Regions from separate parts of the Homo sapiens genome. Here regions 1 and 2 are each linked to region 3. A link is a loop called in an ENCODE intact Hi-C map of the cell type or tissue named here. Cell type or tissue: endothelial cell of umbilical vein. All regions are shown on one strand.

Region 1 (8,000 bases), 160 kb after region 3:
AGACAAGGGTCTCACTATGTTTCCCAGACTGGTCTCAAACTCCTGGCCTCAAACAATCCTCCCACCCTTGCCTCCCAAAGTGCTGGTATTACAGGTGTGAGCCACTGTACCCGGACATGACTTTTCCTCTTCCTATAAGGATACCAGTCCTGTCAGATTAAGGCCTCGCCCTTATGATCTCATTTAACCTTAATTTCCTCCCTAAAGGCCTTATCTCCAAATACAATCATCCCTTGGTATCCATGGGGCATTAGTTCCAGGGCTACACACCATATCAAAATCGGCAGATGCTTATGCTCCTTATATAAAGTGTATTTCATATATAATATAAAATGTTATTTATTTAAATAAAACCTACCTACATCCTCTCATATACTTCAAATCATGTCTAGATTACTTATAATACCCAATACAATGTAAATACTATATAAATAGTTGTTATACTGTATTGGTTTTTTAATTTGTGTTATTTTTTAATACTGTATTATAATTTTTTTCAAATATTTTTGATCCTCAGTTGATTGACTCCATGGATGTGGAATCCACAGATATGGAGTGGCAACTATATAGTCACTGGAGGTTACAACTTCAGCATATGAATTTTGGGAGACACAGTTCAGTCCAATAACAAGTACCATTGAAAATTGAAAATTTTCACATAGGAGAAACGAAATACAGATGTAAGATAGCTAAGACTAAGTGAAAAACCTGTAGTCCTAAATGTGAGTAGAAACTATCAGTATGAGCATATATATATATACACACACACACACATACATATTTGTAATATAACTTTATATATGACTATATAATTTATATATATTATATCTATCCATTGAAAAGGCCTGAAAGAAAAGATAAACTCAGTAGCAATGAGACCACTAGTACCCAGATTATAATACCATTTCCTATTCAAATGAACCAGAGATTCTTAGAAAAAAATCTTTGACTCTAGGCCTGAGAAGGGAAATGTAAAAGCTGTACATATAAAATTTTGTCATCCCTGGTAGCAACCAAATTATTAGTTATCATTTCAGTGGGTTTATGAACCAACTTGAATAGTCTTCCCCAGCCAAATATAGGATAGTTTTATTTTTGGAATTGATTTTGACTACAGAGTATCTGAGCTTGCTTGCCCACTGGCTAGAATTCTATTAGTTACCTGATATCCTTTCAATAAATTCCTCTTTTGCTTTGAGTAAGTCAGAATTATTTTTTACTTTCAACTAAGAAACCAACAAATGAAACTTGCCTAGCATGACTGAAGGCATAATTGATGTTCAGTAAATGGTGATTTCCTTCCTAGGAGTCAAAAATCTACTATGACTTCTTTTCAGATTTTAAAAACTGTGAGGGAAACTTCCTGCCTATGAGGACTTCCCTCTTTCATGAGGGAGATTCTGCCTCTGTTCACATCCCCTGCAGCTCCCCTACTCTCCTCTACTCAAGGGAAGAAGGTCTGGAAGCCAATTGATCACAGTCCAAGGTTTTGACTGGGCCCCAGTAATCAGTGGGCAGGGCCACTGTCTCAAAATGTCAGCACCCAGTTCCTGTTTTCCCGCATTTTCTGCTTCCTATCTCCCAGTGGTAAGCAGACATAAGATCTCTTAGGTCTTCCTCAACCTGATGCTAGAGAGTAAATGCATTTAGTATTCCTCTCAAAGGTTGGATCTCTCTATCAAACAATATGCCTAAAATTTCCATTTGAAGAGAAATAAAAAATCCCAGTTACACACTGAGGCTTAAGACATGCTCAAGTTCATCTTTTACCAGAAAACGCTGCATTGGGAATTATCAGGTGCTGACTTAGCTAGTAATCATATAATTCATTGATTCTCATTTCCTGCTGTTCCTTTCCTGGCACAGAACTCCCCTGAGACACTAAAGGCAAGATGGGACCATTTAAGGACTCAGATATTCTTGGGTTCCTCACAGAGGAGAAGATGGGTGATACCACCAAGTAACACCAAAACTCCTCTCTCATTCTTACAGAACCACCAAGAGATGGGAAACAAAGTGCAAAAGAATATAGCATGGATACTGACATTTCAACACAGTGACTCTGACGTTTATGCTTAGGGGCTCTGACAGGTTGGCATAGGGTAGAAAGGAGCAGAGGAGGAGGCCAGTGGGAGGAGAAGGAAGGCCAAGTGAGAGGATGGCCTCCTCTGCGGTCTTCACTCGATTCTCTTTACCTCACTCCACTCTCCCCCATTAATTCCCACCTATACATCCAAGGAAGAGAGTGATAAAAAGGGTAATGAGGATGAGTCAAGTTCAAAGGTATTTTATTGGCCACATTCTTTTTTTGGGTGTTCATGTCCTGGGAATTTCTCTTTTGTACCTCTGGTGTGCGAAAAGCACACTTATACCACCTATGCTCCAGATTTTAAAGAGAGGCTCATTTCTCTCTCCTTTCGTTGGCATGGTTTTCCTTGGATTCATCTTTTCTTGCTGTCACAAAGTTAAAATAACAAAGCCTGAGAAAGAGGTATAAACTTAGGGGGAAAGTACCAAGACGGTCACTTGGACATTTTATTATTATTATTATTATTATTATTATTATTATTATTATTATTATTATTTTAAGGGTCTTGCTATGTTTCCCAGGCTGGTCTCGAAATCCTGGCCTCAAGTGATCCTCCCACTTAGCCTCCCCAAACACTAAGATTACAGCCATGAGCCAAGACACCTAGCCAGGGCCTAGTTTTAGCATTAATTTTGCCTTTAGATTAGACAAAAAGAATCTTTCAGTGGTTATCCCTAGCTTCGCAATGGCCTAGGGTAGTATTTGAAGCCAAAACATTCTTATAAAATGCATGCATTTGCCTGGCCCTGTCCTCTGAGCATGATGTCTCCCTTGTGGCACTCATGGACAAGGGCAAAGCTCTGGCAAGGCAGGATTTGGGTGTTCAGAACCTTGAGCCCAAGCCCAATACTACCCCCAACCCCAAATACCATGTCTTCCAATTCAAATAACATGGGTGATAATGGGCCTGCCATTCTAAAATCATGTCTGGCTAATGGCTTGGCAGGTGAATAATCTGCTATGAGCCTACCTGAGCAGTGGCTGCTCTTGGGACCAGAAGATGCAAACACACACAGCTGTGAGGAAGCCCCAGCTCTTGGGAACTGTTGCTGCAATCTCCAGGTCTACTGGCCTTGCTTCACTGTTTTCTGATGTCTCCATCAGCCCCATCCTGATGATCTCCTGGTACTCCCCGACTTTAAGGAGACCTGTTTGCTATGGAAGCTCTAGGAAATGCATAATGGTATGAGGTGATGGCTTCCAATAATGGGCCTTCGCATTCTGAAGATGATGTGGTTGAAATGTGAATGGTTCAGTCTGCTTGGGAGATGATCTTTCCAAGACAAGCTCCTGAACTGATGCTGCCTTATCTTCTTACATGTGTTCCTTTGTTCCCAAGTCACTTACTGGGACTTCAGATGCCATCTCAGGTCCTCTGCTTCCCTCTTCTGGTCAATTGAAGGGAATCTTTATAGCCATTTAGAGCTCAGGGGAAGAATTAATATATGATGCTACCTAGTATAGAACCAAATAATAATCTCCTAGTGATCACTTTTCAATTCACAAAAAGCTACACCCAGGAAATAGGGTAATTAAATATAACATTATTACCTATTAAATATGCTCACACTAAGGCAGTCATAACATCTATTCTACTGTACAGAACCAGAGGGAAGATGTTGAGCCAGCAGTTCTACATGTGATATCACTGTGTGTTTTTGTAGAAAGGGTTCTTTGGTTAAATGTATTTGGAAAATCTTAGGGTAAAATAAGTTACACAGGTTTCTTTACTAAAAAATTGCTCAGGGCCTTTAAATTTATAACGTGAATTGTTAATCTCCCAGGGGGATATGGTATATAATTTTTGATCGATGACTCCTTGATTGGAGAGAATTCCAAGGATTAGCATTCCATTCTGTAGAATATTCTGGGGGAAATGTGACACTAGACATTGAAAAGGTGAACTTAAAAAAGAAAGATCTTCACATTTTGAAATGGCAAGTGTCATCTCACCTAAGCCAACAGCAGGTCCGCAAAGCAAATGACCATTAGTACCTCTTGAGTTGATATCAGCCTCAAGTTTTTTTAAACCACAAAGCTTAGAGTTGGGAAAAGGACCCTAAAGGCCCTAAAGGTCCTTTGCAGACCAATCCCTCCATTTTGTAGATAAGATGACTGAGACTTAGAGAGCTATATAGTCTCAAAACCCAGTGAAGAAATATAATTTTACCATGTATTGGTGGGAATCCAGGATACACCACTGTTTAGCTGAGAGGAGCTGTCCATCACAAAAAGCCTGCATTTTGACATATTCGATAAGCAGGTTTTTTTTTTAGTTTAAGCCAGGTGTGGTGGCTCACACCTGTAATCCCAGCACTTTGGGAGGCCGAGGTGGGTGGATCACCTGAGGTCAGGAGTTCGAGACCAGCCTGACCAACATGGTGAAACCCTGTCTCTACTAAAAATACAAAAAGTAGCTGGGCGTGGTAGCACATGCCTGTAATCCCAGCTACTCGTGAGGCTGAGGCAGGAGAATCGCTAGAACCCGGGAGGTGGAGGTTGCAGTGAGCCGAGATCATGCCATTGCACTCCAGCCTGGGCAACAACAGCAAAACTCCATCTCTAAAAAAAAAAAAAAAAAAAAAAAATTAGTTTAGAAGAGTATATATCAGGCCATCCGCTTCACTGGAAAGATGTACGCAAGATGCTGCAGCCTTTAACAAAGAAGATCCAACTTATTATTCATTTATAAACCCACAGAAGGCACTTTTATAAAAAGACATCATCCTCATTCATGCATCAAATGGAAAGTCAGGAAATACAGTTTGTGTTAAACTCCAAAGGGCTTTGATGCTTTTTCATAAATGTTAGCACATTTGGGAGAACACCACAGCCTTCTGTGTTAGCTGAGACTATTCTGGTTGCTAGTGACAAGAACCCAGCTTGAACTAGTTTAGGCAGAATAAAAAGGAGGGTGGGGAGTAATTTATGGGAAGGCTCACATAACAAAAGGAAGAGCTGGCCGGGCAGGGTGAATGAAAGAGCCATCAAGATTATCACCTTCACCTCTTGCATTTCTCTCTGTCAGTCAGCTTTACTCTTCTACTGCAGATGGGATCTGCCCCCTCATGGGGGTGGTGGCTCTCTTTGGCTCATAATTTCACATCTTCCCTACCAGAAAGCAATGGTCTCTAGTTCAAAGGTCCCAGAGAAGGGCTCTGATTGGCCTTGCTTCTTCAAGGTGTACCTTTCTGAGGTAAGGGAAATAGGTCTTAATAGAGGCAGATAGCCTGGTGGGTATCAGTATGGGTTCTGAAGTCCAACTGCTTGAGCTCAAACACTGGCTCCCCTGCCTACTAGCTGATTGATCTTGAGCAATTTACTTAAGCTCTTTTACCTCAGTTTCCTTATCTGTAAAATGGGGACAATAATGGTTTACAGGTTTTATATCACGATTAAATGAGGAAAATATGTAAACAATTTTATATGGTACCCAGCACAAGGCAAGTAATCAATAGTCATTAGCTTTTCTCATTACTGGTTCAGCTTGGAGGGTTAGGAGGTCATGCTTAGATCAATCACTACGGCAATTCAATGGAAAGATTAAGAGCATAAGCTCTATGGTCTGATGATGTGATTTCAAGTTCCAACTCCTGCACTTACTAGCTATACCTTATGCAAGTTGCTTAACTCTTCTGTGCCTTTGGTTTCTTCATCTATAAAATAGGGATAATAATCATTCCTATCTTGTAAGATGGTTGCAAGAAATAAAAGAGATGACAAATTTGAATCATTTAGCATCTTGTCTAGCACACAGTAAGCATGCAACAAAGTTATTATTAAGGCTGTGCAGGCGGTCTACCAAAAGATGATATCTTCCATTTGAATCATGACAGTAGGAGTATTTCATTCATTTATTCAATAAATACTTGTTTAGTGCTACTATTGTGCTAGGCACTGTGCTGAACGTTAAGAATACAGGGTGATGAGCAAGACAGATAATGCCCTGAGTTCATGAAGCACACGTTAGTAAGGCTTTAAGCAGCGCGATATTATTCTGGGCAGGACAAACAACAAATGTCCACTATACCTACCAACTATTAAATCCCTAACTTCTGGCTGGGTGTGGTGGCTCACGCCTGTAATCCCAGCACTTTGGGAGGCCGAGGCGGGTGGATCACCTGAGGTCAGGAGTTCGAGACCAGCCTGACCAACATGGAGAAACCCTGTCTCTACTAAAAATATATAATTAGCTGGGCGTGGTGGTGCATGCCTGTAATCCCAGTTACTCAGGAGGATGAGGCAGGAGAATCGCTTGAACCCAGGAGGCAGAGGTTGCAGTGAGCCAAGATCATGCCATTGCGCTCTAGCCTGAGCAACAAGAGCGAAACTCTGTCTAAATAAAATAAAATAAAATAAAATAAAATAAAATTAGCTGGGCGTGGTGGCACGTCACTGTAATCCCAGATACTCGAGAGGCTGAGGCACGAGAATTGCTTAAACTTGGGAGGTGGAGGTTGCAGTGAGCCGAGATAGTGCCATTGCACTCCAGCCTGGGCAACAGAGCGAGAGACTTGGTCTCAATAAATAAATAAATAAATAGATCCCTAATTTCTCTGTTGATAACCAGTCCTTCAGATTTCTTATCTTCTGCCTTGTCTCAAAAACATAGTCACACTTAACCATTATATCTCTTTCTCCTTGTAAAGGGATACCTCTTTCTATTCTTGGTAGATAATTATGACTATGTATGAATGTACATACATACTGTATGTATAAATTGTATTATATGTATATATTCTTTATGATATTTTGATGATCTGGTAGATCACTTACCTGTTAGGAGTTTGGGAGACCTACCACCTTGATTAGCCTCAAATTTAGGAGTAAAACCAGGACAGCAGAAGGTCAGCTTCTCCAAAAGATAAAAGAATCCTTCAAAAGTTGGTTAGTAAACTTACCTCACATTATATACAAAAATCATTCTTAGGTGGATTATAGATTGAATGGAAAAAGTAAAACAATAAAGCTTCTGGCAGATAACATAGGAAAATATCTTTATGAATTCTGGATTAGGAAAGGTTTCTTAAACAAGATCCCCAAAGCACTTAAAATAGTTTGAAAAAGTTGACTACATTAAAATAGTTTGAAAAAATTGACTAGATCAAATTCAAGAACTTCTGTTCATTAAAGTGCATCACTAAAGGAGAGAAAAAGCAAACCTCAAAGTGGAACACCATTTTTCAATGTGTGTAATCAACAAGGGGTTCAGGGTTCATATCTAAGATACATAAAGAATTCCTACGAACCTACCAGTCAAAAGAAAACAAAAACAGACAACACAACAAAAAAAACAGGCAGAAGATTTGACAGATAATGAATATGAAATGAGCATTAATTCTCAACCTCATTTGTTAGCAGGGAAATGTACACTAAAGCCATACTGATACACCACTATACCTCACTAGAGTATCAAACCAAGCTTTCAAGGTTGTAGAACATCAAGAACTCAAATGTTGTTGATGGAAGTGTAAATTGGCACAATTACTATAGCAAACAGATTGACATTATCAAATAAAATACAAGATATGCATAATTTATGACACAGCAATTCACCTCCAAGTTATATACCCTCATAAAACATATGTTTATGTGCACCAGTATACATGTTTAAGAATATTCATAGCAGTACTGAATAATAACTCCAAATGGAAACAACCTAAATGTCTATCAAGAGTGAAATAAATAACAAATTGTGATCTATTCATACTATGAAATACTGTATTATGAGAAATAAGGAAAAAAGTACAGCTGCATGATATATAGAGGATGAATCTTAAAGACACAATATTACGTGAAAGGAGCCAAACAGTACAGAATATACACTGTATAATGTACTTTATATACAATTTTTGTTTTAAGACTGAATCTCACCATGTTGCCCAGGCTGATCTTGAATTCCTACGCTCTT
Region 2 (8,000 bases), 400 kb before region 3:
CTTCCATGCATATCTTTTTTACAGGCTGCTGCCAGAAAGAGCCTCATAAAATGCACATCTGATTATGCCATCGGCCTGCTTGAACCTCTTTTGCTTGGTTCCCATTGCCTTCAGCATACAGTTCAAACTTCCTAGTATAACAAACAAGTCTGTTCATGATCTGGGCCCCACAGGCCTGTCTGCCTCCCCTCCCTTCCCCGCCACCTTCCTCTAGGTTCATGCTGTATCAAACTGCTCAGGGCTCCTCCAACTCACCAGGCTGTGGAAATTCACCTGCTCTTCATGATGCCAGGAGTGCCTCTTCTGGATTCTCCTTCTTGCCGACTCCTCCTAGGGGTTGCCTAGCTTTCCCTGACCCACAGGCTAATCATGATGCTCATCCCTGAGCCTCAGAGATCCCTGCAGAACACATAGCCATGCTCCCAGTGTGTGCCACCTGTTTCCCAGTCTCACACCTTCATGGACTTGCAGCACCTTGACAGTTGGGGCCCCCTATGGCTGGTGCATGTATTGTCTCTGGCATCAAATAATACCTAATATTAAAAACTGCAAAAAAATCACCCCACTTGTGTCATTCTGCTTTCTTCTCTCCTCCCTACCGCCTACCCCAAACCTTGCTATTTTCCCCATTCATCCTTGTGTACATAATCAGGAAGACAGCCAGATTGCTGGTCTGTTCACTCATTTCTTTATGTGTCCATCAAACATTTATGGCACCCCCACACTGTGACAGCCACCATACTAAGTGGTGGGGGCATGTGGAAACACCCTGACCAGATGGCAGCCTTCATGGAACTTACATTCTAGTGGAGGGAGAAAGACAGCAAACAACTCAGGCACCGAGCCACGAGCTGGTAAAGTCTGTGCCAAGCGATGTGTGCTAAAAGGAAAAGGAAAAGAGGGTCAGGCAGAGAGGAATGCTGGGGTGGGTGAGCTTCTATTTTATATGGGGTAATCTGCGGAAATTGCTCGGATAAGATGCCATCAGAACAGAGACCTGAAGGAAGTGAAAAGTCATGCAAGTATTTGCAGAAGAGCATTTCAGGCAAAGGGAACAGCAGGAACAAAGGCCCTATGTGAGTTACAGTACTACTAACTGTCATGACAAACACATCCCCAAACTTCACAATAAGAGCACAGCACAGTAAATGTTTACTTCTTGCTCATGCTCCAGTTCAACATGATGTTGCTGGTTGATGGACAGCAGTCTTCATTTGGGTCCAGACATCCAAACAACTTCCATCTTGTGGCTTTCGCATTTCCAAGGGTCCCAAACTCCTCCCCAGTAAGTGGGCAGATGGGGAGTAGAGAAGGCACAGATGGTTCCTAAGACACCCCCTCCCCACACCCCCAGTAGGAGTGACTAGCACCACTTCGCGTCATGTTCTGCTGTGGAGAACCACTCCTCAGCCACACCTGAATGCTGAGGCATCTTGCTAGGCAGCTGCCTCCAGCAGCAAGGGCACACTATGATGGGCATTTTTGGTGGCAAGTGAGCCACCTCTGCCTCTGAGTGGAGACAGTGCCTGCCAGTTTGAGGCTCAGTGAGAAGGCTAGGATGGCCGGGGAAGCTGATATAGGGCCCTGCAGGCCACTTGAAGGCCTTTGGATTTTACTCTTTGTGAAATGGGAAGCACTTGAAGGGCTTTGAGTAAGGGAGTGACATGAAATGGCTTATGTTCCAAAGGGGCGTGCTCTGGCTGTGCTGAGGAGAATAGAATGCAGGAGGCCAGGAGGTAGACAGGTAGGCAGAAAGAAGGTAGGGCTGTCATGCAGGGGAGAGATGGTCATCTTGGCCAGGTGAGAGGGGAAAGGTCAGTGCCAGCCCTCCTACAGAGATAGGGCTGAGAACTCCAATTTAGTCCAACTCCTACCTTCTAAGCCAGGGGCCAATAAACTTTGTCTGGAAAGGGTCATCTATTAAGTACTTTAGGCTTGGCAGGCCATATGGCGTCTGCTGCAACTACTCACCTCTACTGTTGTCTCATGAAAGCAGCCATAAATCATGAGCGTGACTGTGTAAATGAATGAGCATGACTGTGTTCCAATAAAACTTTATTAACAAAAATAGGTGGTCAGCTGCAAAGTTTGCTGACTCCTGTTAAACCAGTCACAAATGGTGTTGGTCTTCTCTCATCACACATTTCTAGTCAAGGCATCAGTGGTGGCTGCAGAAAACAGCTGAGAACTCTGGACTTTGTCACTGCTTGAAGTTTGTGTGCCAGCCACTCCCAGTGAACTGAATTTCTTGTAGTAACACTTGTGGCATAAGAATGAATCACAGCTTCCCACTGTCTTTGAGCAAGTTCTCTCTTGACAAGGGAAATGGCTTTTGGCAAGACCTTTTCATTATAGTTCGGGCTCATCAGCTATTTGTCTATAACTAAATACCTTTATTATGTGTAATTAAGGCAGCAACTGAGAAAAGATGCAAATGTGTTCTGAAAAACCTGACTTTGCAGCAGCTGGGAGCTTTGCAACCTTTTAAAAGTGCAGGTTTAAACTGAAACACATTTGGCATGTGTCGAAGTAGGGAAAGGAGAGAAAAGCTAAACAACAGAATTAAAAAATAAGAGGGTTTTGTGCTCAGGAATTCATGCCATCTAGTGCTCACCCTGTGAGCTGAGCTGACTGCAGACACCAGGGAACATCCTCCCCACCAAGCCTGCCCTGCCCTCCACAATGGTCCCCTACCCCAGAGTGGAAAGTATTGTCGCAGTAGAAATATCACAAGCGGCCACTTTCAACTTCGGTTGGTATTTGCTTCTTCAGAATTTCTTCTGTCTCTTTGTATGGCTGGGCTGTATAATATATGAAGACAAGACAACTGGAAAACAGGAAAAGAGGCTAGGGCAAGAAAAAAGTTTCTCATCATCCCATTTGTGATGACGAATGAAAGTCAATAATGATCCATTCCTCTGGCACAGCATTGTCCAATAGAACTTTCTGTGATGTTGAAAATGTTCTATAGCTTTGCTGCCCAAGATGGTAACCACTAGCCACACACGACTACTGAGCTCTTGAAATGTTGGCAGCATGGTTGAAGAGCTGAATTTTAAATTTGACTTTGCTTTAATTAATTTAAATCTAAGTGTACACAGCTACGTGTGACCAGTGACACTGTATGGGACAGCACAGCTGCAGCGTGTTGGTTAAGATCCTGGCTCAGAAGTCAGATAAACACACGTTTCCATCCTGGTCCCTACTCACTAACTGTAATCAGGCAAGTTATGGCCACGTATCCTTGGCTCCCTCATTTTCAGGATGGGCACAATTGTGCCTACCTCGAGGAGCAGTTGTGAGGATGGGGTAACAGGGTGGAGATAAAGCACTTCACACAGTGCCTGGCAGAAGGTTAATGCTCAATAAATGTTCAGTGTTTGGTTATTTCCTAGGAAGCTCCTCAAAGGGCTCATACCACTCTCTAGACATTGCAGAGAGGTGGTCCTAAGACCTCAGTGCTGGTGTCTTCCCTGGAAGCTTCCCTTGTCCTAAGTGATATCACATAAAGTTGACTCAGGGGAGGACAAAGTTGGAGCAGAGGGAGAGTCAAAGGCCTCTAAACCAAACTTCTCACTACTTTTGAGACTTCCCTGGGGAAGTGAAGACTGCTAGTTGCTCACACAATGTTTGAGTGACCATGTGCCCTAATAAAAGACCGCAACTCCCAGGCTATCTTACAGTTAAGGGTGGTCAATAAGATGCAAGCAGACATTGTTAAATCTAAATGTACATTTCAGGACTTTCAGGAAGTCTTAAGAGGGGTCAGACAGTTTATATCTTCTCTCTTGTCTTTTGTCCCTTCACCTTTCCTCCTACTTCCTATGTGGAATTCAGACATGATGGCTGGAGCTCCAGCAGCCTTAAGGAAGTGTCTTTGAGGATGGGAGCCCTGTACTACTAATGATGGCAGAGCAAAAACAAAAGAGGCCTGGGTTCATGGACACCATGAAATCACGGTACCAACCTGGGCCTGCCCGCCTTCAGATTTCTTTTATATAAAAGAAACCACTTGTTTTGGTCTGTTTTGTACTGCTATAACAGAATACCTGAGACTGGGTAATTTATAAAGAACAGAGATTTATTTCTTGCAGTTCTAAAGCCTGGGAAGTACAAGGTACAGGGGCCTTCATCTGGTGAAAGGCTTCTTGCCGTGACATCCCATGGTGGAAGGTGGAAGGGCAAGAAAGCATGGACACGAGAGAGACCAGGAAGCAGTCCAAACTTATCCTTTTATCCAGGAACACGCTTCTGCGAGAAAAGCATTAATCTATTCACGAGGGCAGAGCCTCTTAAAGGTCCCACCTCCCAATAATGTTGGTTTGGGGATTAAGTTTCTAACACATGAACTTTGTGGGACACATTCAAACCATAGGACCTCCATACCATGTTTATTACTTTTGTTTTCTCTTATGTGTAGCAGCTATGAGCTAGTTATTTCTAAGCAGTGATTAATTCTACAAGTCCAGGTTATTATGGCATATAGTCAATGAAAGAAAGGGCTTGAGAAAATCAGTCCAGTCTTTATTCCTTCATCCTGCCTGCAGGGGGCGTCTAAGTCTGTGAACAACATTAGAGATACCTGTTCCAGTCAGTCTTTTTTTTTTTAATCGTTAAACCTGTTCATTATTTTTTTCTTCCATTGATCTCGTGTTCCAAAATATTGTGTTTCTACCGTCAGTTAAGTTTTGTTGGTGTTTTTGGTCATAAAAAACATTTAATAACCTGGGTGTGGTGATGCATGCCTATGGTCCTAATCCTAGCTACTTGGGAGACCGAGTCAGGAGGATTGCTTGACCCAGGAGTTTGAGGTTACAGTGAGCTATGATTGCACCACTGCACCGCAGCCTAAGCAATAGAGTAAGACCCTGTCTCAAAAAAATATATCAATAAATAAACAAAAAATAAACATTTAGCAACCATAGTGGATTTTGCTTTGTTTCGTTTTGTGGGCTGTCCAGCAGCTGATCTCCTTCTTATATTTGGGGAATTCTCCTAATAAAATAGAGCCTCTGATGGCCTAATACTTGTTGTCCCTGTCCTTCAGCAGCTGGACAAGGGCACACAAGGCTTAAGATTTACCAACTCTGCCGGGCACGGTGGCTCACGCCTGTAATACCAGCCCTTTGGGAGGCCAAGGTGGGTGGATCACGAGGTCAGGCATTTGAGACCAGCCTGGGCAACATAGTGAAACCCGGTGTCTACTAAAAATACAAAAAATTAGCCGGGCATGGTGGTGCATGCCTGTAATCCCAGCTACTCGGGAGGCTGAGGCAGGAGAATCACTCAAACCCGGGAGGCAGAGGTTGCGGTGAGCCGAGATCGTGCCATTGCACTCCAGCCTGCACAACAAGAGCAAAACTCTGTCTCAAAAAAAAAAAAAAAAAAAAAAAATTTGCCAACTGGATGGTCTCACCTGGGACTTTGCATCTGGAGCAAGTAACACAAAGCAGCAACCATGGTTTGGAATGCAGTCCACTGGGCAGTGACATCCCATGTCCTGGTGGTTCCAGTGGGTCGGTGTCTGGTGTCCAGTGGTATCCCAACCATGCCGCTTCTGTGGTGTGACCTTGGCTGAGCTCTTCATTGCTCAGCTTTTCCTGGCTACTGCGCATATCCAGAGTCTGGTCTTCCTGTCTTTTCATTTGCTCTGGAGCTGGCAGACATTTTCCCAAAGCAATTATTTTCTGCTTAAGTCAACTAGACTTGGTTTCTATTGCATGCAGCCAAGAATCTTGATGGATACACATGCTAAGCAACATGATTTTATCTATGATACCTGCAGAGTTGACATCATTCAACCAGAGCAAGAGACAGTGTTCATATTAGGCAACATAGCCTTAACTGGCAACACATGCACTTTCTTTTGAGCTTTTAAAAACATTGCTCCATTGCTATCATTGTAGACCCCCAAGGAGAAGGTACCCCAGCCTCCTGGAAACCACTGATATCATTGTATATCCTAATATTACAGATGAGAAAATGGAATCTCAGAGAGTTGAAGTGAATTGCTCCATGTGTCAGGCTATAGAAAGAATTTCTCAATGAGGGTCATTAGCCATTCATTCATGCACTACTCCTGGCCTGTGGAACTCAGAGTCAGGTAGGAGAGATGGGTGATTCTTGGGGAAACAAAAAGGATCCAAATAACATGGAAACGAGCAGGTTAGGATATTCAGAAAGAGATATTTAAATGATAATGAAAACAGAAGGGATGTAACTTAAGCTTCAAGAACTCAAGCATAGTGATAAAAGCAGGGACACAGCAAGATGGCCATGAACGCTGCACATGTTCACCTCTGCAGATGAGAAAGTCAGCCCAGACAAGACACGGTTCTAGAGGCATGAATCCAAGAAGTTTGGTAGAAAGCTGCCACAGCCAGACAGTAAAGTCAAAATATGCTTGTGTTCTCCTTTAAGAACATGTGATGCAAAAACATCTGAACTTGCAAAATAGATTTTTGAGAGTATTATTTTCTTTAAAAAGGACTCTTTGCTTTAAAGACAAGAAGACATCTATTTTTTAAGTTGCAGTAATTTTTTCTTAGCTTACTTATTGTCCACAACAACATATTGAGAGAAGGCATTTTTGTCCCCATTTCATGGATTAGAAACTGGGGCTCAGGTAGATAAAGTCACCAGTAAAGGTCACACAGCTTGTAAGAGGAAGACCCAAAGGTCCTGTGTTTCCTGTTCTACCAAGCCACCTCCCACAGAGTGACTTTAAATAATGAACATCTGAAATGCATTTGGAAGGCACTTCTAATTGAAGAGACTCAATTTACAGAGATTAGATTCGCACACAATTTTGAGAACACATCCATCGCACAAAGCATTATGCAACAATATAAGGATAAATGCCATGGATCGCATGCAAAAAAGAGGAAAATAATAGAGGAAGCGCAGTTAATTAATGCAGTAGGAACTGAAACACTACAGGAGCAGATGAACATGCACTCCCAGAATATGATACAATAAGCGGCTTCATTAGGAAGACAATTTATGTGGTAGGAAAGATAATAGCAAGAGAAAGAGGAAAATGTAAAAACAAATTAGTCTACTAGAAAACAGTGATTTGAAGATATTTTATAATGATTGATTTGTAAGAAATCTCTCTGCAATAAACATCAGTGGAACACTTGCTTTTAGAGATCTTAAAAAATAGGTCAGTATCTCTGGGTTAGACAGGTTTAGGTGTGATTTTCCTCTGCAAGGAAATGAACCAGCTGGGTATTTTCAAAGGCTCTCTTTAGTTTATGATTCTAAGGTTCCACTTATGGGAGCTTTCTATGACTGTCATTTTTTAAAGCTGGTTAACTCAGTGGCTTTATTTTTCTTCCCCCTCTAAATTCCCTACAGGGCTTTAACTAAATCAGACCACATTTGGAGTCTTATGTTGCTTTCTGGGCACCACATTTTAAAAGGGATGTTGACCTACTCTCCCTCCAGAGAATGGAACCAAGACAAATGAGTGGAAGTTGCTCAGAGATAAATTTCAACTCAATACAAGAAAACCCTGTCTCCTTCTATCAGAGTCCTCTGACAATGGAACCGGCTGCTTTTTGAGACAGTTTGCTGTTAGGATTGGAAACACTAAAGCAGAGGGTATTTGAACTACTGTCAAAACTGCTCTGGAAAAGATTTTTTTTTTACTAAGTTTCCTTCCAATTTCAACGCTTTATGATTGATTGATCATGTAACTCTTCAATATGTTTTTGCCAAGTCGAAGCTCCTTTCAGTTCTTTTATCTTAATTGTTAGCCTCTCCTCCTCCCCACCCCCATCCCCAAAAGTTAGCAAACACAATACAGAATGACCAAAGTTAAAACACCAAGGCCACATTGTCTGACAGTGCCACGTCCCTCCATTGGGGGAGCTGGACATGACATGGCCTGTTGATTATCAAAGTATCAGTTTCTGGGTCAATCAGGGTGATGGTGGCAGCACTGGTACCTCCAATGGCCCTTGGGCAGGTCTACATGCAAGAACAAGGGGAGCTGA
Region 3 (8,000 bases):
ACAGTTCTTCCAAATTAATTGTAAAAACATATAAAAACATGATACAAGTCAGTCTTCATTCTAAAACTTTCAGTAGCTCCCCATTTTTGTAGGATAATATCTGCATTCTTCAATAGATTCATAAAACTGCTTGTTTAGTTATTCCCTAAACATTGCCAAGCACGTTTCTTGGTGTTTGCCAAGTTGTCGGCAACATTCTCCTTCCTTTATTATTTAAACCTACCCTTCCTTCTATGAAAGCCCTACTTCACACTACCCCCTTGAAGCTTTCTCTTATTTCAGGGCTCCAGATTCAAGCCTAATGCTGTTTTGCCTATATTATTCACTTTGCAGTTTGTGCTACCTTGTGGTATTGTTTTTATTTATTATGTGTGTATATATATGCATGTGTATATATTTACATATGTGTATATATTTACACACTATATATATCACATACATACATGTATACTCTCTCTGTTAAGATGGAAAATCTTGGCAACCTAGACAGTAGTCATTTAATAAAGACCTGTTATTGATGAAGGAGAGAATGGTGATCTCAAGTAATGGGAGGACAAACAGGACCACCTTCAACCAAGAGTTTTATGGATAGTGCAGACCATAAGTGATATGGGGTGACATCACAGGACGAGAGAGGATTTGTTAAGGATGCTCCTTTCTCAGAATTAGTTCGGTGTCTTCTTCCATGCTCACACATTGCTTCATCTGTCTGGGGAAGCAATAGTCATGGGATGAGAGGAACAGGACTGATGAAAGTGACCAGCGTTCATGAAAGTGTCTACAAGACTTTCAGCCCACACCTGTTTGCCCAAGACAGGGAAGATATTGAAGGCAAGAAAGCCAGGAAGGGAGAATGACCCATCAGGAAATCAGGCAAGGCTGGTTTGGGCACTATGCTTGATCATTACCATCAGACATTGAGTGGATATATGGAAAGGGACCAGAGAGTTCTGTCAGACTTATCTTTCACCATTCCATCTGTCTCTGTCACCATCCTTCCTTCTTTCCTTCAAAGGAAGGAGACTCCTTTCTCCTGGGACCTGTGCTCTGAAGTTCAGCCCTGCCTGCCTCCTCTCTCTTCTGTCTTTATCTTCTTTCTGGTGGATCTTTCTTTCCGCTCATGTCCATGCTTCAGTCTCTCCTTCTACCCTATGCCCCTCTCTAGCTCCCAATCCCTCTCTACTTCTTTATAGCCAAGCTGCTTGACAAGAATAGTCTACATTTGCATCTCTTCTTCCCTTGCATTTTACTCCTAAACACAGCGCAATCTGGCATTTGCTCTCACCATTCCTCTGAACTTGCCTTTGCCAAAGTTACCAATAATTTCATATTTGCTAAATCCATTGGATACTTTTCAGTTTTTAACTAACTGAATTCACTATAGCTTTTAACACTGACAGTTTTTTGTTTCAGTTTGTTTTTCTTGTTTGAGACAGGGTCTCACTCTATTGCCCAGGCTGCAGTGCAGTGGTGTGATCACAGCTCACTGCAGCCTCAATCTCCTGGACTCAAGCGATCCTCCCACCTTAGCTTCCCAAGTAGCTGGGATTATATGTGTGTGCCACTATGCCCAGCTAATATTTTTATTTTTGTAGCAATGAGGTCTCACCATGTTGCCCAGGCTAGTCTTGAACTCCTGGGCTCAAGTGATCCTCCAGCCTTAGCCTTCCAAAGTGCTCGGATTATAGGCATTAGCCACTGCGCCTGGTCTGACACTGACAACTTTCTTCTTGAAACTTTCTTCTTCCTCAGTTACCATATGCTATTCTTGATTTTTCTTCTACCTCCTGCCGCTCTGACCACTTCTCTTTTTCTCTACAGGACACTGCTTCACTATGTTGGTCAGGGTGGTCTTGAACTCCCAACCTCTGGTGATCCACCTGCCTTGGCCTCCCAAAGTGCTGGGATTACAGGCATGAGCCACTACGCTGGTGGCTTCTTCTTCCTCTTCCTCGTCTTCCTCCTCCTCCTCCTCCTCCTCTTCTTCTTCTTCTTCTTCTTCTTCTTCTTCTTCTTCTTCTTTTCTTCTTTCTTCTTCTTCTTCTTCTTTTTTAACCTTTTCATCCTCCCTTGATTGATGTGGGATTTGGAGGTGATTTATAAACCATGAGCCCACTTGTTACATGGGGGCTCTTTTTACTATATTATTACCTCCATCATCTCTGAATTCACTCCCTGTTTTCAATTCATTCTCTATAATCCTGTTAGGGATCTTTTTGCAATTCCAGTTTGATCATGCTCTTTGGTAGCTCTTCCATGCCTATGTTTACTCATTTAATATCCTTTGAGTACCTGGAATATGATTTTCCCAAATGTCTTCACAACTTACTCCCTACTAAAATAATAAGTTCCTTGACAGCAAGGACTTTTGACTATGTGCCAGGCACCAGAGATGTATTGTTAAAACAAGCAAAAATTCCTGCTCTCGTGGAACTTACCTTCTAGTAGGGGAAAGCAGCCAATAAACAATAAATATGCTGGGCACGGTGGCTCATGCCTGTAATCCCAGAACTTTGGGAGACTGAGGTGGGCGAATCACTTGAGATCACTGGCCAACATGGCGAAACTCCGTCTCTACTAAAAATACAAAAATTAGCTGGGCATGGTAGTGCATGTTTGTAATCCCAGCTACTCGGGATGCTGAGGCAGGAGAATCACTTGAGCCCGGGAGACGGAGGCTGCAGTGAGCGGAGATCATACCACTGTACTCCAGCTTGGGTGACAAAGCGAGATTCTGTCTCAAAAAAAAAAAAAAAAAGAATAAATATAATAACTGCAGAAACTATACAGTATGTTAGAATGTGAGAATGCTATGGAGAAAAATTAAGCAGAGTGAGGAGCATCCAGTGCAGGATGAGGGTGTTGCAATATAACTGGAGTGGTCAGGATAAGTATTATTGAGAAGGTGATATTTGAGCAAACACTTAAAGGTGAAGGAGGGACCCATGGGGAAAAGGTAGTTCAGATGAGGGAAGAGTTAGTGCTTGCTGAGAGAGGAATGTGCCTACTCATGTTTGAGCAACAGTGAGGAGGCCAGTGTGACAAAATCAGAATGAACTAGGGGGAGAGGAGTAGGAGGTGCCTTCAGGATAAAACTCCATATGTCTTAGAGTGATATATATAATCTCATATGTATATATGGTTTCCCATGACCCTGCCTCTGCCAGCCCAGTCAACCTCATTTCTTGCACTGCCCCATCCAAACCCAAGCATGCACACTGGGCTTCAGCCTTCTTTTATGATTATACAAGCTACTACTTATTCTGCTTCGGACACTCTGCCCACTCTTCTTTGCCTAATGAATTCCAACCCATTCTTCAAAGCTCAGTTTAGACATCAACTTCTTTAGGAATCCTCCATTCACCAAGTCTTCATTAGGCATCCCTCTGTGTGTTACCCGTGGTACTGTGATGATCTCTATCAAGTCTTTAACATTCTGCATTTCAATTTTCTACTCGCTTGTCTGATTCAGCCCTCTGTTCTCACTGTTCCCCTCCTCTTCCACACTGGGAACTCTTAAGCACAAGGGACCTTGTCCTGTTTCTGCATCCTTAATACTGGGCACAGTGTCTGAAACTTAATATGGTTTAATAAATGTTTGATAGTGAATAAATGGCCAAGATTCATGTTTCATTTCTAAGAAACTGATCATTAGGACAGATGACTGGAGAAATTTATTGTTTATTTCAGACAGATCATTTTTGTCTTCTGATTTTCTTTTTTAAAAGGGCCTGATTCCTGAAACACAGAATCTTTAGTGCCATCTAGTGGAAACAGCTCAATAAAAACGCTATACTATGAATAAAACTCAGCTTCCTTTGTTCTATTTTATTTATTTTGAACCAAGACGGACAGAGAAGAGAGGGCTAGGTTGCATAGACTCCAGGGCACACTGCATGCTGGGTGTTTTTATTTTTATCTAAAAGTTCACTCTACCCGAGAAGACTCTAGTTGTGAGATCTAACAAGTATAAATAGTCCCTTATCATTGACATTTTGTGAAAATGGGCAACTCTTCAACTTTGAGAAGGTAAGAAGGAAACAGCTAGAATAATGTGAGCTTTGGAACTCTCCTTGTGTAACTGCTTTTAGGTCAAACTAGAAGTACACAAGATATCAGTTCCATTATTAACAACTATCCTTTTAGAAAAAAATTCTGTACTGTTTTATCCAAGACAGACTCCTTAGCTCTTCTCAATTGACTCCTAGTTGTCTGATCGATTGTCTGTCATGACCCCAAACAATCTGTAGTTGATGTAGTAAGACAGGAAGCTGCACCCAATCTTAGTTGGTCTGATATAAATATAAGCGGTTCTTAGACATTTACACTTTATTCATCTGTTTCTCTGAACTCCCTTGTTTATGTTTATTACATAACAGAGCTCAATATTAATGTTGTTTGAAATACATGTTTTAAAAATTACCTGCTACATTCTGTTAATGTATTTTATTTTTAAAATGTGGATAAATGTGTTGTGATTATATTATTTTTACATAAATTTATCTTCCATATAAAATATTCATAAGTAAAATGAGTAACAGTAAGAAAATGGCACATTTTAGAGATTGAGTTTCGTGCTGCATTTGGCAATAATGCTTGTGATTAAAATTAGTACAGTGCTCATGCTGCTGTGTTAGAGAATTGATCATAAAAGGCTCTTGATAATATTGCATTATAATTTAACACTTTTTTCCTTTTAGGATTCTTTCATTACTAGTACTTATTAAACATGACAACTTTAAAGATTGATTTTGAATGGAAAGTTTTGGTTTAGAAGGGGCCCTTCGTTTGGAATATGTTTGCCCCAGTTATCTTGCTCTCTGTCAGAATGCTAAGTCAATGAGGGCAATCTGTTGAGTTTTCTGTATATCCTCAGTGTCTAGTTGGATGTCTCGCTCATAGTTGGAGCTCAATAAATATTTATTAAATGAATATATGAGAAAATTGAGGTGCAGCAAGGTAAAGACACTGATTTAAGGTCACGTATGACATTACTGGCAGAATTAGGGCAAGAATCCATGTCTTCTGACTCCCACTCCATTGAGTGGTTCAATATAATACTTTGTCTTGAATCAGTACTGCTTTTCGATTCAGATGCCTGTGGCACTTGCCTGGACCCTTTGCTTTGAAAGAACCCATCCTGGCCCTTCTCCAGCCACACCTCTTCCCATGGGCCAAGGAATTCCAAGAGTACATCTCTCCCCTCACCACCCCACCCTCACCTCCTTCAGACTAGGTTCCAGCCACCTACAAGCCCAAAATTCTTTGACAAATAGCCAGAAGCCCACTCCCAGGCCCATGCAGTTGTAGACTGCAGGGTAAGTGTGCACACACTTAGGCCTCAGGAGTGGTGAAAGGACAGCTTTTGGGGATGGTGGAACTTGATCAAGCCTGTTGGAGTGTCCACACACATATGCAAGGGCCTCTGGTAGGATGGAGAAAGATGAGAACAGGCCATGGGCTGGATGCCCCTGTTTGTCCTCTTGCTCATGGCCACTCAAATATTAGGGGTAGGCCTGCCTCCTATATTAAATCTAGTTTCTCCACATATTTAATATAATTTAAACCAGCACTAAGTGAACGCCAGTATTATGCCAGACACTGTGCTGGATATTTTCAAATGCATTACCTCATTTAAATGTTATTCTTCCATAAGAATGCTCAGAAGTAACTTACCCAACTTACCTAAGGGCAAGCAACTGAGAAGTTAAATGCATAACCCGTATCCTCAGGCAGTAAGTACAGTACCAAAATACTGGTGTGTGTGTGTGTGTGTGTGTGTGTATGGTATGTGTGTGTATACATACATATATACATATACTTTTTCTTGAGTAAATAATGTATCTGATAAAAACATGCAAACAATTTACAAGAATATAAGTAAATAGTAAATCTCCCGTGCCAGGCCTCGAGTCAGAGACAACCAGTTAATAATTTTTTTAATTAAAAATACCCACATATTTTAAAATTTATCATCAATAATTTTTAAACTTTTTTATTTGGGAAACTTCAGATATATGATATATACAAGCATAGGGAAAAGTATAAATAACCCCTAAGTACCCCTCACTCAACATCACCAGTTACAGCATTCTGTCACTCTTGTTTAATATACTTCCCCAACTTTTATGTTGTTTTCTCTGCTGGAGGTTTTCAAAGGAAATACCAGATATCATGTCATATTATTAAATTATATTAAAATATTAGATACTTAATTTATAAAGGTTTTGATGTAAAGATGGAAAATATTTTGAATTTTCCATGAAGACCTCTTAATTTAAAAAATGCCACATAAGATTATATATGCCATATAACATTTTACCAATGTTATTTAAATTTATTTATGTATTTATTTAGAGATGGAGTCTCGCACTGTTGCCCAGGCTGGAGTGCAGTGGCGCAATCTTGGCTCACTGCAACCTCTGCCGAGTTCAAGCAATTCTCTTGTCTCAGCCTCCCAAGTAGCTGGAACTACAGGCGCACACCACCACACCTGGCTAATTTTTGCGTTTTTAGTAGAGACAGGGTTTTGCCATGTTGGTCAGGCTGCTCTCGAATTCCTGACCTCAGGTGATCCACCTGCCTCAACCTCCCAAAGTGCTGGGATTACAGGCCTGAGCCACCATGCCCAGCCCTAATTTTTAAATATTTAATGTTTCCTCCTTTGTTCCAAAGGACTCACGGGGGAGTTAGGCAATAATAATTTTGTGACTATAAATTAAACTTAAACGTGCATTCCACCTCATGCCATGCAGTTTTCTCTGCAGAATTCTGTGAGACTGTGTCTGTTTTTATTTTATAGTCCGTCCACTTTTTATCTTTCTTTCCCTTCTTTTGGAAGAGCTGTTGAAAATGGTAAGCAAATAAATGCCATTTTTTCCTCACTTCTCTGAGTGATAAAACCTGAAAATGATGAATATATAAGGGCAGACTATGATTTAATGTAGTGCCTTTTCTAATTCAAATGACAACTAACTTTTCTGAGCTAAAGTGTGCCCATGTCGTGATAATAATATTTAGAGGATGAGTAGGTTATAATATATCATGGCATACAGAGAGGTCTATACATTAGTTCCAGGAATGTTGCTAGGAAATATTAAAAAAAAAAATGTTCCTAGATGCAAGGAAATATAAATAATCCCCACCAACTAGGGCAAAGCCTAGGTATTTATTTCTATATTGACAGCAACTATTTTTTTCTTAAGTACCTATTTTCTAGATGGCATTTAAATCTGCACTGCATTTTAGTAAATTTTTCACTTTTTTGCACAGTGTTCAGGACCTGAAAGCTCCTTCTCCTATTATTAATGAGGAGTATATGATGTCTTCAGGAAATTCTGAAGTAATAAAAGCCCTTCTATTCTTCAGTGTTCCGTGCCCCTCTTTTAGGCAGAATCCCGTCAAGAAAATCTTTGGAACAGTACTGTCTGGAGCACTGGACTGGGGAGGGCCGGGTGAATCTCTGTGTTTGAGGAGCTGAGAAGCAACACTCTGGGTGGAAAAAAGGCTCAGAGACTTGTTTGGAAGCTGCATTTGCAGAGTAAAGCACTTTTTGATATATGCATCTAGTGTGGCCTGGAGCAATGCTGATAGAGATTGTGAGGTAGGAAGAGTCTAGGTGGGTAAAGTCCCTCCAAGCCACCTTTGGTACTGCCATTGCTCTAGACCTGTGTTGTCCAATATGAGGACTTCAAATGTGTTTGGTCCAAATTAAGACAATGCTGTAAGTGGAAAATGCACACTGGTTTTGGAAGATTCATTATGGAAAAAAAGAATGTAAAATATCTCGTTAATAATGTTTTATATGAATTGCATGTTGAAATGATAATATATATGATATATTTTTATTTTTATAGCTTTTAAGGTATAGACTATTTTTAGAGCAGTTTTAGGTTCACAGCAAAATCAAGCAGTTTTCCATTAGAAAATTTACAACTTATCTTACGTGTATATGTTATTACTATATTAATATTCTTTCTAAAAACTAATTGTAATAGGAG

The links. Peaks named below come from ENCODE experiments on the same cell type or tissue, not always from the same donor. Only the 100,000 strongest peaks of a DNase experiment are listed, where the experiment ranks them.
Region 1: a loop joins it to region 3, with 8 times the contacts of the local background. A loop is called at or near these places in 50 of 110 quality-filtered maps.
Region 2: it touches region 3 in a loop (5-fold over the local background); 18 of 110 quality-filtered maps call a loop at or near these places.

What each region holds. Positions count from the first base shown.
Region 1 is chr1:117,281,324-117,289,323 of GRCh38, forward strand. No RefSeq gene overlaps it. Among named protein-coding and RNA genes, the nearest start is that of LINC01525, 10 kb to the right of the region's middle. In endothelial cell of umbilical vein, no CTCF peak of the experiment used is centred here; no DNase peak of the experiment used is centred here; H3K27me3 peaks cover 140 bases.
Region 2 is chr1:116,720,398-116,728,397 of GRCh38, forward strand. No RefSeq gene overlaps it. Among named protein-coding and RNA genes, the nearest start is that of CD2, 30 kb to the right of the region's middle. In endothelial cell of umbilical vein, a CTCF peak has its summit at 4,558 (motif pointing right); a DNase peak (open chromatin) is centred at 4,544.
Region 3 is chr1:117,125,013-117,133,012 of GRCh38, forward strand. LOC124904387 (a long non-coding RNA gene) reads left to right here and starts at 3,759. Exons shown (of 2, transcript XR_007066500.1): 1 at 3,759-4,029. In endothelial cell of umbilical vein, a CTCF peak has its summit at 3,775 (motif pointing left); a DNase peak (open chromatin) is centred at 3,799; H3K27me3 peaks cover 1,059 bases.